Regions from separate parts of the Homo sapiens genome. Here region 2 is linked to region 1. A link is a loop called in an ENCODE intact Hi-C map of the cell type or tissue named here. Cell type or tissue: PC-9. All regions are shown on one strand.

Region 1 (8,000 bases):
AGCAGTGGTCAGACGTCCATCACTGGACAAATGCTAATATATGCTGAACATCTGCAAACACATCCAGAGCACTTTGTAGTCTCTTGACCAGTATCCATTCTCTTTTCTTTCAACGTTATTAGCTTTTGTGGATGTTTACCTTCCCAATTTCCAGTTCACATGACCTGGTGTGGCCCGTCCCTTGGCCTCAAGAATGAAGCCCTCACCAATTGGTATATATCATTACTCTGATTACAGTGATTGGTCCAGGTATAGTCATGTGACCTAAGCTGGTCCAATCAGAATGAATCTTGAGACTAGGCCTTATGCTTCTTTTATGGCCAAGTAAGCCTCTGGGAGGCGAGTCCTCTCACATACAACAGCTATAAACTCTGGACAAAATTTTAAAAACAACGACCTGAAAGCACAGGACAATGAAGAAAGGCAGACAGATATGGGAGGGGAGTTGATGCTTGGACAGATTTTCACCTGAGAGGAGGTTTCAGTCTGCAAAAGAGGGACAACTAAAACTCCAACTAAAAATCAGTCATCTCACCCACTTGAAGAACCAGAGGACCAGGCTCTGGGAAACCATAGCCACTGGAATGGAGCAGGGAAATTACAAATGCAGAGAGACATCAGAGACAGGGAGCCCCAAATTTTATGTATAAACTTTTCAAATGTCTAGCTGGTCCCTAAACCACATATGTGTAGGCAGACTACAAGTAGCCCAGCTAGGGTTGCCACAGAATTGAACTGAAATTTGAGCTATTTCCCACTCCAGGAAACACAAACCTTTTCATTTTTTTTTCTTTTACCTTTAGTAACTGAACGCAAGATCTTTTCAATTTGAGTTCAGCCACTTTAGTCACTTGCTCAAAAAATCAACAGTCTTCACAGGAAAACAACGGAATCAAGAATTACTGTATTGGTCACAATATTCTGGATATAATGCAAAATTGCAGGAAAATATGACAAAGACTCAACATAAAAAAATAAGAATAGAGACTTATCTGAAGATAACTCATATGTTCAAATTAGCAAAGATTTTATAGTAGCTGTTATAGGTATGCTAAAGGACATAAAGGAAAATCCATTCATAAGGAATGAATAGATAGGAAATCAAAATTAGAGCAAAACTCAGAATTGCTATGTGAGCTATTGGAAAAGACTTTGACAAAATGTGAAGCTAATTCTCAGGCAATTCCTTTGAACCAAAGGAAGAGACTGAAACTTCCTAGGACCACAGAATAGAACTTGAGAAAGAAACAAATACAACAGAAAGAAAACCTCAGAATTAGAGAGAAACTCAGTGTTCACACGATTAAGTGCTTCAATCTAGCCATACCTGAAGCCAATATGTCCCCCGGGCTTTCCTGTGAATCACAGCATGATTCAAGCAATCCTTTTATTCAAGCAACCTTGAGCTGAGATTTTCGTCCCTTGAGTAGGAAGAGCCATACTGATTGTCTTATGTAGGGTTCTCTCAGAGGCAGGCATGAAGACAAATTTGAGTGAAAGTCATTTATTTGGGAGCCATAAAAGGAACAGTAGGGGAATAGGAAATTGAGATGTGAAAAAGAAAGGAAACCATCCAAGGTGACTTAATAGGCACGACGTTCTAGAATAGGCAGTTCAGGTTGAAGGCTGTGAAGAACATGGTGAATTATCCCACTCAAAGGGCAAAGAAACTGGGATTTTGAGCCACCAGCTCACTTCCATCACTGATTAGGGGCTGTCCCTGGGGCATTAACTCTCTGGCACCTCCAGCCTGCCCCACACACAGGCTGAGCACACTCCAACAACCAAAGAAAGTTCTTAGGCGGAGAGCCGCAGGTGCTCACAGTAGATGTCACTGGCATTTATTTATAGGAACAGTGAGTACCTAGGAGAGGCGGGCAGGGTACCAACAGCATCTGCCACACATTACACATGACCTTGGCTTTTGTGTGATTCTGAGGGTCTTCGAAAAAAGAATTAGCTTTACTTTCACATTCCCATCCCCAGTGCATAGAAAGGTGTCTGACAAGTACATAGTTGAGATGTAATAAATAGTTTTTCTCTCTGAATGGCAGGAGGACTATTTCCTATGGAGGTAGGGAAGACAAGATCTGCAGTGACTGATTATCTTCTTATTAAAGGCTAATGGAAGTTCAAAATTAAGCGGCAAGATGGCTGCCTTTAAATGATTTCCCACATGTTAAGAAAATGGAAGATTTCCTGCACTCTTGAGAACCAATGTTTTATTTCAGGAATGTTTTGGACTGTTACAAGTATCCCAGGGTATTGCTTTGCTTTACCTTCCACAGAATTAAAACGGAACATTTCTCTCCCGCCTATCGCAACTGGAATGACAAAGCAAAGGGTTGATATAGGATTTTGTAGGGTAGATTTTGGTCTCTCAGGAGAGTTGCCCGAAAGTGAAAGAAGTGGCTCCTGTACAGGTTTTGTGCCCTCCCAAAATTCTCCCAGTGCGTCAACATCTGGGCATTCAGACAAATGGGGGAGGGGGAGAGTTACCATTTAACCAAAGAAATACTTTCAACTCAACACATTCATTGAGTAGCTCTTAGAATTTCAATCCACAGAATTCTAGAATGGTGGATTTTATTTGGTCTAATCCTTAACATCCTCATTTTGTATGTCTCCAGAATTCCATTCACTCATTGAACAAATATTTTCTGAGCATGTACTATATGCCAGGTGCTGTGCTGCATACTGAAGACACAGCAGTGAACAAGACAGAGAAAAGTTTACAGCCATGGAAGCTGGGTTATGGAGAAGAAAGTGATAATAGTGAATAATTCTATGGCACTTACCACGTGCCATGCGATAGGTTATGTACCTTACAAGTGTTCTCTGGTGAAATCTTCCGGAATTATTCTCTAATCTGGTGTTCTTATTATCCCCAGTTTACAGGTGGGAAAAAAGTAGGCATAGAGACCTTAGGAAACTTGCCCAGGGTCACAAAGCCAGAAAGTGGTGAGGTCTGGATTCAACCCTGCTCTCTGACTTGATTCCAGGTGCTCAACCTCCATCCTCTGACTGCCCTGCAGGTTGTTTATTCCATAACTTTCATTAGCTGTCTACTGGGTGCCACACACTGTGCTAGGCACTGGGGTTGTAATGAGGAAAAACAAACATGACTGCTGCTCTCATTAAGTTTACATTCTAGTCCTAGACCACATGGGTCAATAAATTCATTCATTTATTCACTAAGTGAGTTATTACTAAATGACCAGTATGCAACTATCAGCTCTAGGGTTTCCAAAGTTAAGAAAGACATGCTCTCAGCTAAGGTGGAGCAATTTGGAGGTGTGTATAATGCTTACGTCACATGCCCAGCTGAGGGGGTGGAATCAAGATGTGTGCATTCAGCTGACCCCTTACCCCCAACTCCATGTAGGTGAGTAGTCCAGCCATCGGGCAATACTTCCATGGCCAGTAAGTGGTAGATTCTGGAGCTTAAATTCATGTGAAGAGGAGGCTTCCCTGTGCCATTCTCAGCCCAAATCATAGGCAAGACAGAGTGAAGTGAGGGCAGAGGCTTCCAGAAAGCAAGGGAAGCCAGTCTACAGAGAAGCTCCAAGAAGCTCCCAAGAAGAACAGAGATTTGATTCCCTCCAGCCCAAAGTTACCCATGGTTTGAATGGTTTTAATCCCTGTGGATCAATTGAGGAACTTTAAGAGGAAGCCATGTCCATACAGAACAATGCCAAATCCATTTGAAATTCTAACCAATTCAGCACAATGTGAACATGCGTACATACACACATTAAACACATTTAGAGTTCTAATCAAGGTGACCAAGATACCTTTGGAATCTGATAGGTGTAGTGAATACTGTTGACTGCCTACCCAAAATTTCAATGCCATACACACACACACACACACACACACACACACACACACACACACACACCCAGTTCTTCACTTTTCAGGAATCCTGTTTTCCCTGCATCCCAGGGATTCAAGAAAGTTCATCCTGCTCCCATCCTAGCTACAACACTGTTCTAAGGGTGATCCCAGTCATTCCATTGATAGGGTTTTGGTCAAGAGCACACATATCATGCAACTGAGGTCAAGAAGATTCAAAAATGGGTTCGCTTGTGGTTTCTAGGAAACTCCCTGCTTGCTCTTCTGAGAATGCTTGCAAAGGTTACCTGATTTCTTCTTCACCCAGGAGGAAGTCCAGCCTTGGGATAAAGTCAACACAGAACAGCAGGGCAGAGATGGAAAGGGTCTGATCCGTGAAGACATCTTGGGATTGCTGGATCACCTCTAGATTATATGAACCAACATATTTTGTAATTGTTTAAGCCAATTGCCATATGAGTTTCTGTTATTTGTTCCGAAAAACATCCCGATACACAGTTAATTTGCAGTATGCTTTGGAGAGCTGTGAGCTGATTTTTATTTCCTCTCACATTTTCAACAAGAGTGTTCAAAGTTCAAACCACACTTGGGAGGTGCCAAATATCTTACCATCACCAAAGAAGCCATACAAGGGAGAATATTCATTTTGAAAAGGAGGTGGTTTTTTAATGGTTGGTATTAAGTTCTATCTTAAAAGCATAATGCACCCAAAAATTGACCAACAAAACAGCCAAAAAAGTGCTATTACTTCAAAGGGTCCCTTTACCTGGGGCCTTGCTCAATTCTGCTTGCCTAACTATGCCTAGATAAATGCATGAAAAGTAATATTTACACTTTTGCTTGGTTGCCGTGTGTGACTAAGTGGATGAGAACGAGACAGACGGAGAGAGAATGAGGAAATGCAACAACTTCTCCCAATTCACTGTTTCCTGAGTTTTCTCTCTTCTGTTAAACTTCCCCAAACCAACTTTCCAAAATCACGGTGTGATGGGGAATGTGGACATCATTAGCATCAATTGTTTCAGACCTGAAACCCAGACCCAGAGAATTCCTTGTTGCCCTTGGAGCTATTTTAAGGTTTAAAATTTAAACCATATTCCTATTTTCTATATATTTTCCAACATTTCTGCTGAATGTAATCCATATGGAAGGATTTTTTTCTTCAAAGAGAAAATATGGCCTTGGTGGGAATGCTGGTCTTGCAGCTGCTTCCTCCCCTGCACTTCACCCGTGCACACAGCCCGAAACTCACTCCGGCTGGGAAGGAGAGAGGCTGCATTCAACATAAATGCAAAATGCTCCAGACATTCATGATTATCTGTGCTGTGCATGAATAACGACAGCAGCTTGCAAGTGGGCAGGACTTGGCGGCGAGGCCCCATCACAAATCCACTGCCACACCAACACGCTCCAACGAAGTGCCTGTGAAATCTGCCTTCAGTCACTAATTTCACACTCCAGGGACAGAGCTGCGAACAGCTCCGAGCTCATAATTCTCATTTTAATAACAGTTTCCTTAACCTTCAGACATGCTTTTATGGCATTTTTTCCACCTTTTAAAAAATTAAAATGCTCAATTCCTTTAAGGTTAAGTCTCAGGTTTGCTTTCGTTTAATCATCTCTTTACCGTGTTGACTTTGCAAACAGAAGAGATTTTATATTGTCTTTGGATCATTTGTGAAGCTTTTTCTGGCTCGGCTGCATTTTTTAAAAAACAAAATGAATCGTTCACATATTCTGCATTCATTTTTCCCTCTCCTGCAGCTTTCTAAATAATGTAGGTATTTTGGATGCTTCTGTCATGAGCACGGAATGCATTTGCAATGCCCTGCTAAAATATGCTTTTCATCTCCCTTCAGATCATAACACGAATTTTCTTCTTTGGGTTTCTGCAGACCTGAGAAATACCCTTCTCTTCTGGAACGTGTTGCAAGACACAGAGGAGGGTCCTTTGGGACAGAGGAAAGAGTGAGGATCCCGAGTTGACAGATGGGCAGGCGTCGACCCAAAGAGGGCAATTTGCAAGATTTCTGGGGGCTGGATTTATGAACCCCAAAAGGGTTTGCCTTGGGAATTCGGGTTTGATCATTCCTGTTAACTCAGTTGGGCATTCCCCTCAATGACTCAGACATAGTATCTATTCAGATGATTGAATATTGTGAAAATCTTGTTCAGTTGCTTTAGAAAATATATCACAGGTTTGTTTCTGATATAAATTAGTTCGTTAGGGTTGTTTTTTGTGTTTTTGTTGTTGTTGTTGTTGTTGTGGTTTTTAGACGGAGTCTCGCTCTGTCACCCAGGCTGGAGTGCAGTGACACGATCTCGGCTCACAGCAAATTCTGCCTCCCAGGTTCAAGCAATTCTCTGCCTCAGCCTCCCGAGTAGCTGGAATTACAGGTGCCCACTACCACGCCCGGCTAATTTTTTTGTATTTTTAGTACAGATGGGGTTTCACCATCTTGGCCAGGCTGGTCTCGAACTCCTGACCTCATGATCCACCCGCCTCAGCCTCCCAAAGTGCTGGGATTACAGGCATGAGCCACCACGATGGGTGTTTTTTGTTTTTTTAATAAGCCATGGTTCTCATCATAGTACTTTTAAGAATAGGATTGGTTTAGCAATCAGGAAATTAGAGGCATCAATCTCAACGACAGATCCTGTCCTTAAAGATTTAACATTTTGTTATTTGTGGATTTTCTTGCTTTGGTTTTGACATGTAAACTATTCCATTACAATAATATTTATCTTGATTTTTCAGAGTTTTGGCATCCCCCCTCAAGAAAGCCCAGGGGAAGAACGTTAATTGATTCATCTTAGTCCCATTCCAGAATTTACTTCAAGCCCAAGGGTGAAGTGAGTTTAGGGGTCCCCTTCTGAGGACAGAAGTTTAGGGGCCCCCAGCCTTTCCCTTATTGAGATGGTGAGTTTGGATCTTGATATGGTTTTGCTCTGTGTCCCCACTCAAATCTCATCTTGAATTGTAATCCTCATGTGTCAACGGAGGGACCTGGTGGGAGGTGATTTGATCATGGGGGCAGATTCCCCCATGCTGTTCTCCTGATAGTGAATGAGTTCTCATGAGATCTGATGGTTTTTAAAGTTCTCTATCTCTCTCTCTCTCACACACACACACACACCTGCCTCCATGTAAGACGTGCCTTGCTTCCCCTTCCCTTCCACCATGACTGTAAATTTCCTGAGGCCTCCCCAGCCATGCACAACTGTGAGTCAATTAAACCTCTTTTCCTTATAAATTACCTAGTCTCAGGCAGTTCTTTATAGCAGTGTGAAAATGGACTAATACAGCTCTGTCTTGGAAAGAGGGAAGATTTAAGAGTTTGTAGCTGGCCGCAGGTCTCAGCTCTCCTGAAGCTTACTGACGTCAGGAATTAAATCCCAAGTGAGCCACTGATACATGCCATCCACTTCCCACCACCTGTCTTACCCTCTCTTTTCCCCTCTCTCTCTGTGTTCTCATTGTGACATGTGGCGTGGCTGGCATCGCACTTTCAGGATTATTCCACATCAGAACAGCAGAGTGCCAGAAAGTTCTTTGTGTGAGGGTCTCTCAGATGAAACCCCCAAATACCAGGATCCCAGTATCATCCTTGTGAACACAAGACACACACCTGAGGAGAGGGTGGGGGTTTCCCAGGAAAGTATTTCAGATTCAGCTGTGATCCTGCTCAGCCCTACCCTCCCCTGCTCTGAGATTGATGTAAAAGTCAGCTTTGTCACTCTCAGTGCCCTTAAGTGTCTGCCACATCTACACAAAATACCAGCCACAAATCTTGGATATGTGCCCTCCAAAATGCCAACCCTTCAGACATGTGGGAATGTCTAGAAATGTCTACTTGGGTAAGGGATCCCACTGGCCAGCTACCGACCATTTTCCCAGATGACTGAAGCCCTGGAGTTGTTTTGGACTGGTTATTATAGTGGCAAAATTTTATTTTAACCTCCCAACACATATTACCCTTCTTTTCAAAATAATGCAGGGGAACAAATCTGCCATGGCACCCTTATGGTCTTGCACATATCAACATAAGCCATGCAGGCAAGGCTTGAACCATGGCTCATTGGATTCTTGGCAGAATGTCTTAGTATCCTCCAGGAACATGAGGTACCCCAGGCATCTTCCACTC
Region 2 (8,000 bases), 220 kb before region 1:
TGCCGACAAACATCCTACAATGCCCAGGACAGCCCCACCACAGAGAATCAACCAGCCCAAAATGTCAACAGTGCTGAGGTTGGTAGACTCCAGTGTAGATGACTCCAGTGTAGACATACAAAAGGCATGAAAAATATTACCATGAATATCCATGTTTCTAGCTTCCAGACATGAGGAGAGGGTTGAAGCCCTCTGCGTGTGTGCTGCCAAACCCTTGGAGTACCTGCCTCCAAGTGCATGTCCCTCCTTCCCCAAGCAGTAGCCACCATGCTCAGTTACACAGTTATCACTCCCATGTACACCACTGACAAGAAGGAAACGATTATAGCACATCAGCCTTATTTAAGAGCTAACATAAGGAACATTTGTCTGAGACATAAAGCCCAAGAAAATGTTGCAAATATCCCCTAACAAAATTTACAAATGGGGGGATTACGATGGTTTCATTTTCTTTTCCTATTGCCCCTTTCAGCGTTCAGAGTAGAAATCCTTCCACCTCCTTCGACAGATGCAGAAATGACGTCCAGAGAGGTTACATGACTTTTCCCTGACTGCACAGCAAGTTAGACCCAAGCTGGGCTCAAACTCCAGTCCTCAGAGTCAACTTTTGGCATCACCATGTGAGTCCAGCTTGGACACACTTTCAAAGACTTGGAGCCACAGGAGTTAATGGAAGTTGATCTGGGCTTCTCACCCGGGTTAGCAGCTGTGCGCGCTCTTGCTCGCTCTCTCTTTCTCTCTCATGCTTATGTGAAAAGCATTTTGCCCGGACTTGCCTGCCTCCCCACAAGTGGCCATTTCATTTTGTAGAGTAGCATTGAGGCAGGCTTCTCTCCAGAGGGAGAGAAGATTGAAGCCTGCTCCAAAGGCATTTGCCCTTTCAGGCCAGCCCCCTGCGGAGAGCCGGAGCTCACAGGAACAGCAATTGGGCTGCCTCTCCTGTTCCTTTTTGTTCCTCATGAAAAAAGGTGAAAAAGAAAGCAATTTCTGAGAAAATGACCTAGGTGATTAGGTACAATCACTTCTCTTTTGCTTTCTGCTCCAGCTGGGAAGCTGCAGTCAGACTGTGTATGAGGAGGGAGGAGGGGGAGGAAGATGGAGAAGAGGGCCCTGGATCTGAGCTGCTGCCCATCCCCTAGGAGGAAGGGACAAGACTGGCTGCAGAGCCACTTCACAGATGACTTCAATCTTTTTTTTTTTTCTATTTATTTAATCCAAGGGATGTACAAACAGATTAGCAAATACTTCTATAAGGTTTCTTACTAAAAAAGCATTTTCTCACTCTCTTTGCCCTCCCCCCCTTTTTTCCACACTCGGGCAATTGCTTTCAACTCTTTTAGCTGAATATGTTGATATTTAAATCTAAGTAGTGTAACCACCCGACAGGCTCATCTTGCTGGCTGCCCAGATAGAGCTGATTTATCAAGACAGGAGAATGGTAATAGCGAATGTTTAATTCATGCAGAGCCAGCTGAGACTGGAGTTGTATTATGACCCACATCAGCCTCCCTGCAAATTCAGGGCTTAGGGATTTTCAAGGATAGTTTGTGGGAAGAGGGTTAGGGAATGGGTGCTGCTGATTGGTTGGGGATGCAATCATAGGGGTGTGGGAAATGGTCCTGGTGTGTTGAGTTTGCTTGTGGGTGGGGCCACAGGACCCAGTGGGTCACAAGTCTCGGGTCCAGGCAGAGTCATCCGGTCTTCAGAAATGCAAAAGTCTGAAAAGACGTCTCAAAAGGTCAATCTTAGATTCTACAATAGTCATGTTATCTGCAGGAGTAATTGGGGAAGTTATGAATCTTGTGACCTCTGGAACAAAGGTGGGTATCCTTTAACTATGCTTACATCTCAGCAGATTCAGGCCCCTCTCATAATCCTAACCTGATGATTTAGTTTTGAGAAAGGGCTATTATCATCCTGGTTTTAAGGTTAAACTACAAACTGAATTTCTCCCAAAGTTAGCTCGTCCCACACCCAGGAATGACCAAGGGCAGTTTGGAGGTTAAAGGCACAATGAGGTTGGTTAGGTCAGATCTCTTCACTGTCAAAATTTTCTCACTGTCTCAATTTTTGCAAAGGTGGTTTCAGTAGCATGCTTGTAAAAAGCCTTGCCATCTTTGAAGTCAAAGCAGGTGACCAAGGAGACGTAAGTGAGTGTTGCCAAGTGAAGGGGCCAGAGTCAGCTGCATGTGCACCAGCAGCCACCTATGCTCATGAGGAACATGCCCATAACGAGGCTGAGTAGAACAAGAGCAGGCACCCATCTTCCTCTTGGCAACATGGAGCCTACATACCACCTCTGGATGCTGACTGCAGATTTCCCTTTTGTAAGACAAGTGAAACTCTCATTGTCTTAGCCATTGTTTAGATTTCTTTCACTGGCAGCCAAACAACCATGAATTGGAACAATGACAAAGTCAAGTGCAAAACATGGCCTTTATTTTACTCACTAGATAAACCTGTCACTGCACATTGTTAAAAAAACAAAATTCCTCTTTGTCATATCATACGATCTGCTGTCCAGTAAAGAGCAGCCTCACAATGACCAGAGACCCTCAGGGGGTGCTGCAGAAGACCTCTCAGGCCCTCAGAATGCCCCTGACAAGGCCACACAGTTCAAAACTCACCTTCACAAAGCATCCCTTTGGATTAGGGAGATGCTCCCTGGATGCTCTTTTGTTTTGAGAAGCGTAAATTTGCATTATGAGACATTCATGCTCTGAAGGACATAACCAAGGAGATGTGGCCAACGGTAACAGGGTGGGGGTGGTGGGCAGGCACTTTCAGATTGGGGAGGAAAATTAGCCAGCCATGATGGGGTGCACCTGTAGTCCCAGCTACTCAGGAGGCTGAGGCATTAGAATTGCTTAAACCTGGGAGGCGTAGGTTACAGTGAGCCAAGATTGCACCACTGCTCTCCAGCCTGGGTGACAGAGTGAGATTTTGTCTCAAAACTTAAAAAAAACAGATTGGGGAGGAGTTTAGTGGTGAGGTGGTGGGGTGATGTCCCTCAGTGAGGGAAGACACCGAGATCAGTCTGAATGTTGAAAATTAACTGGAGTAAGGTGGGGGTGCAGGAAGGGACTGCACTCTAGGCAGAGAGAATAGCAGGTGCAAAGGCCCTGAGGCTTGGATGTGTTTAACACACACAAGCTGTGCATGGTGGAGCTCTGTGGCTGGGGAGGAGGTCTGGAGGTGGGCAATGGCCACGCCATGGCTGTCTGTGGCTGGGAATTTTTTTTTCTTCTAAGTACTCTGGGAAGACCCAGCAGGATTTTAAGCAGAGTCTACGGACACTCCAGAAAGTTCTCACCCACCCCTGGGGAACTCTGCCTTTCCTGCCCCCTTTAACTGAAGTGCCTTTCTCCATTCCCTCTTTCACCTGGCTTACAGGGCTTGACGCTGTTACTTCCAAGAAGTGTTGCCCAACCCATTCTCCATGTCACAGGGCCAGCGCCTCTCAGGGCTCTCAGAGCCCCCAGAGCGCCCTTCCACTTGGACACCTGCCCCATGATTGTCAGAGGCACTTGAACCAGAGCAACTCCATCTTGAATAGGGGCTGGGTAAAATAAGGCTGAGACCTACTGGGCTGCATTCCTAGGAGTGTATGCATTCTTAGTTACAGGATAAGATAGAAGGTTGGCACAAGACATAGGTCACAGAGATTGCACTGATAAAACAGGATGTGGTAAAGAAGCCAGCCCAAACCTGCCAAATCCAAGATGGGGATGGAAGTGACCTCTGGTTGTCCTCATTGCTCATTATACGCTAATTATAATGCATTAGCATGCTAAAAGACACTCCTACCAGCACCATGACAGCTTACAAATGCCATGGCAATGTCCAGAAGTTACCCTATATAGTCTAAAAAGGGGAGGAACCCTCAGTTCCAGGAAATCTCCACCCCTTTCCCAGAAAACTCATGAATAACCCACCGCCTTGTTTAACAGATGATCAAGAAATAACTATGAGTATACTCAGCCCAGCAGCCCATGTCACAGCTCTGCCTATGGAGTAGCCCTTCTTTTATTTCTTTACTTTCTTAATAAACTTGCTTTTGCTTTATTCTATGGACTGGCCCCAAATTCTTTCTTGCATGAGGTCCACGGACCCTCTCCTGGGGCATTGGGACCCCTTTCTGGTAACATTATGTTTCAGTGAGTAACTTCTTGGCCTCCCTTCTCAGAATGTGGGGTCCTTAAGCACAGGACAGGCTGTGTTTGCCTCTAGAGCCCCAGCGTTTGGCTTGGTGGGCTCAGCCCTGGATGCTCCTTAGCACCACTTGGGGGCCCCTGATCCCACATCCAGGCTGCACCCCACACTCTCTGCAGTGGGGCCCAGGCATCAGCATTTTTAAAGCTTCCCAGGAGATGACAAGGCGCTGTCAGGTTGCCCACTAGATGTGCTCCAAGTAAAGGAATGGATGCTGGTCTTCAGAGCGTCTACAATGTCCACACTGCTGCAGTGGGCGTGAATCCAACCCAAAAGCCCAGGCCGGTTAGAAACACCGCTCCTCAGTTTTTCTGTAACTCAACTGAATTTTCATTTTAGGTCCCCATTTGCCTCTGTGGTGGACACTCAGTCTCAGTCGGTATCGAACTCCCCTTTGTGCCAGGACTCCAGCTGGAAGTGGAGGGCATGTGCCCATGGGGATTGCTTAGCGAGTGGTAAGGGGCTCAGCAGGAGGGAGAGTGCAAGCGCCTGGGACCAGGAATTGGAGAGGTAGGGGCTGTTGCTCGCTTGGGTCCAAAGGATCCCCGGAAGGGGTAGGTGATATAGGCTGGGAGAGGAGAGTCAAGTGGAGAACGTGGCCTGGGAGGCAGCTGGGGTCTCTAGTCAAGGGACATAGCCAGGCCATGTTTACCCCACAGGCACAGTCTGTGATGTCAACTCCCTGCCCTCCCGCAGCCGCCTGCAAAGCCCCCAGCAGCCACACCCAGAAGCCAGAGGCCACAAGGGCCATGCTGTGGTACATATGTATCAGCCTCCCAGGACAGAGAGCGGGAGGGAGGAAGGGTGGGTGGACCTGGTGGGACAAGGTGAAAATGCCCAGCAACCCCCTCCCCCAGATCACACTCACCATCTCAGGCAGGGTTGAGTAATGCCAGGTGAAAGCACTGGGGGTGGGGACTAGTACACAGTTTCACCTGTACACCCTGAAATACACGGAGATGTCTGCAGGGACAATGTTCAAATATCCACACAGCACAGTCATGACCAGCCAGAACACTGGTCAGGAACTGAGGCTCACGGTGCTCCAATGCTGGTGGATGCTGAATCCCCTAGTTCTGGTCTGCACTGGGGCATCGCCCTCCCTCCACACCCAGCTAGGTACTTGAAGATCATCCTGCCGCCTCTGCAAACACTAGGAAATGGCAGACCTTATCTGCAATATGTCTTAAATGTGATTTTGAAATTTCATGTCTAAAAATCTGCTCTCATGAATAAATGATCAACTTCTACATGATCACACCTTGGAGGAAAGTTCGTAAGTAAGAATGTGCCCAGTGTCCTGGAAGCAGAAAGAAGCAAGGAGAGGCAGAGGACTGAATTTCCACCTCTGTAGACCTGAATTATGAGCCCTAGCTCGGAACTGGGTGCTGCAGCCCTTGAACAGTCCAGGCAGATGCTGGGAACACCCCAGTGACTGCTGCGCCAGGAGCTGAGTCCAGCAGCAGAGAGGGTGGGCACAGGCTGGGATATGGCGCGACATTGCCTTCATCTGCCTGAGAATACCCACAGCTCCTCTCGGTCCTGGTGGCCTCTGGTAAGTCTCAGCAGGTTCCTAGGCATGAGGATGGGGTTTTGACTGCCGCAGGAGCCTAGCTGGGCAAGTGGCTGGCGATGACTGGCGTAAGCTGGGACCACAGAGGAAGGAGGGATGGGGAGGAAGGAGGAATGGGGGAGGCTTTCTGAGCTGAAATAAATGTCAGAGAGCATCAGCAGGTGCTACTGGCATTTGAAAGCATTGCAAGAGACTTAATGTCCTTGATCCCGTCCCCTGGAATGCCAGCAGTGCCTTTCAGCTATTGTGACAACAAAAACATCACCTTATGTTTCCACAAGCCCCTGAGAAGGTGGGCCTCTTCTGGCCTACACACCATCTACCTATTTTATAAGTGAGAGCAAGATGGGATAGTGAGATGGGATAGTCCCTACCTCTTCCCTTCGCAGGCGGGAACTGGAGCAGCTTGTTTTACTCAGCTTATTGCTGGCCACTCTTCATGCTGGAACCGTCCGGCTGCTCCTCTCTGGCGGGAGCAGACTCTGTGCAGACCCCGCAGTAGAGTCCAAGCGTGTTACAACCCATGCTCTTTCAGCTCTGCTGTCCAGGGATGGCCAAGTACCAACCGACTCAGTGGAGGGTCAGGGTGACAGCCCTTGCCCTCTTGGCACCCGGGTTCTTGTCCGACGAACCAGGAAGAACCAGGTCACATGAACTGTTTGAAGGGTGATGAATGTAGAAGACTTTATTGAGCAGCGAGCAGCTCTCAGTGGAAAGGGAGGCTGGAAAGGGGATGGGAAGGTGGTCTGTCCCTGGAACCCAGCCGTCTCTGGCCAGGCCCCTCTCTAAAACCACAGTATCTGAAGTTAGCTGCATCTATCTCCAACCTCCGATGCTCAGTTGCTTCTCTGCTCGCTGTTCAGCCACTTCTATCCTCGACGCTCAGCCATTTGCGTTGCTTTGCCAGCTGAAGTCTTTAATGGGCACAGGATAGGGGCGGGGCAGGTAAAAAAGGCAACATTTGGGGGGAAAAAGGAGGTCAGCTGTTTTCACTTAGGGCCATGATTCCAGGCTTAAGGGTAAGGTTTAGCTGGGAATCCAGCCTTTCTGTATCAAGAGCACATTCTAGAAATGCCATCGTCTGTGTTGCAGCCTGGGGAGAGCCAGGACTATACCCCAGGTCTTCTACTGCTCCTGGTCCTACCATCATCCACTTTATTACAGTAGAGCTGATCATAAGGGGGTGAAATTTCCATAGGGTTAGTAAGATCTTCTAGCGACAATTACAGCAGTCATAGTAGTCATTGACATTCTTGGTGGTCTACAAAACAGCCATCACCTCCTGCTTCTTCTCTGCACAGAGATCCCCAATTTTGTGTCAAGAAAAGAGATGGGGATCTCAAAATCTCAGAGAAGCTAGCCTGTCTTCAGTCACAGAGGATTAATCTGGCTTAAAACCACCATGGTTCACCCTTTCCTTTTGCCAGTGACTGGTGCAGGAGTTGCCATGTGAATCTGTTCTGGCTAATGAGGTGTAAAGAGAAGTATGTTGGGCGGTTGCCCACTTTGAAATAAAAATTGACAAAATCTCATGACAGAGCTTTTTAACCCTGATTCTTTTACCTTTCTAGGGATGGGAGAGCTGGAGCTTGTCAGCCATCTTGTGACCATGAGGATGCGGATGTGAAGCTGAAAGGTTAACATGCTGAGGAAGGCAGGGAAGAAACATGGAACGACCCCATATCCATGGGGGGCATCGCACTGTTGCCATATCAGCCCTGGGATCTCCAGGCTCCAGATGTCTTGTTCAAATGAGACAAGGTGCTGTCTAAAAAGAGCACAAGACGGAGCTAGTCAGGTGTTCTGAAACTGCAGCCAAGTGCATTCCCAATGATGTAAATATTTTCCTGTTTACAGAGGGCTCTGTTGAGTATCTCACTCATGAGGAAATCAACAAACATGTTTACTGAGCCACAATTATAGGACAAAAATTTTCTAGGCCCTTAGAATACAAAGGTAAGCCGAGTTTCTGATCTCCCAAAAACTGAAAACAGGAGAGGAAACACAACATGGTCATATTCATAATAGCTACCCTCAGGATTTGTCAGGCACTGTGCTAATTCACTTGATCCTGGGTGGTCAAAGCTGAGTGGAACAGCACACGCCTTGCTGGGCAGTAGCCATTCTGCTTCTGTTCATAACCCACCCTGGGCCCAGTAAAAGTCTAAAAGCAAAATTCCGAGGGCGTGACTCCTCAGGCCAGGGGTGGATGGGA

Evidence for each region. Peaks named below come from ENCODE experiments on the same cell type or tissue, not always from the same donor. Only the 100,000 strongest peaks of a DNase experiment are listed, where the experiment ranks them.
Region 2: a loop joins it to region 1, with 5 times the contacts of the local background. A loop is called at or near these places in 2 of 110 quality-filtered maps.

What each region holds. Positions count from the first base shown.
Region 1 is chr20:47,919,164-47,927,163 of GRCh38, reverse strand. No RefSeq gene overlaps it. Among named protein-coding and RNA genes, the nearest start is that of LINC01523, 60 kb to the left of the region's middle. In PC-9, no CTCF peak of the experiment used is centred here; DNase peaks (open chromatin) are centred at 1,351, 4,703 and 5,642; H3K4me3 peaks cover 505 bases; H3K27ac peaks cover 5,128 bases.
Region 2 is chr20:48,135,288-48,143,287 of GRCh38, reverse strand. No RefSeq gene overlaps it. Among named protein-coding and RNA genes, the nearest start is that of LINC01522, 150 kb to the right of the region's middle. In PC-9, no CTCF peak of the experiment used is centred here; a DNase peak (open chromatin) is centred at 3,667; H3K27ac peaks cover 757 bases.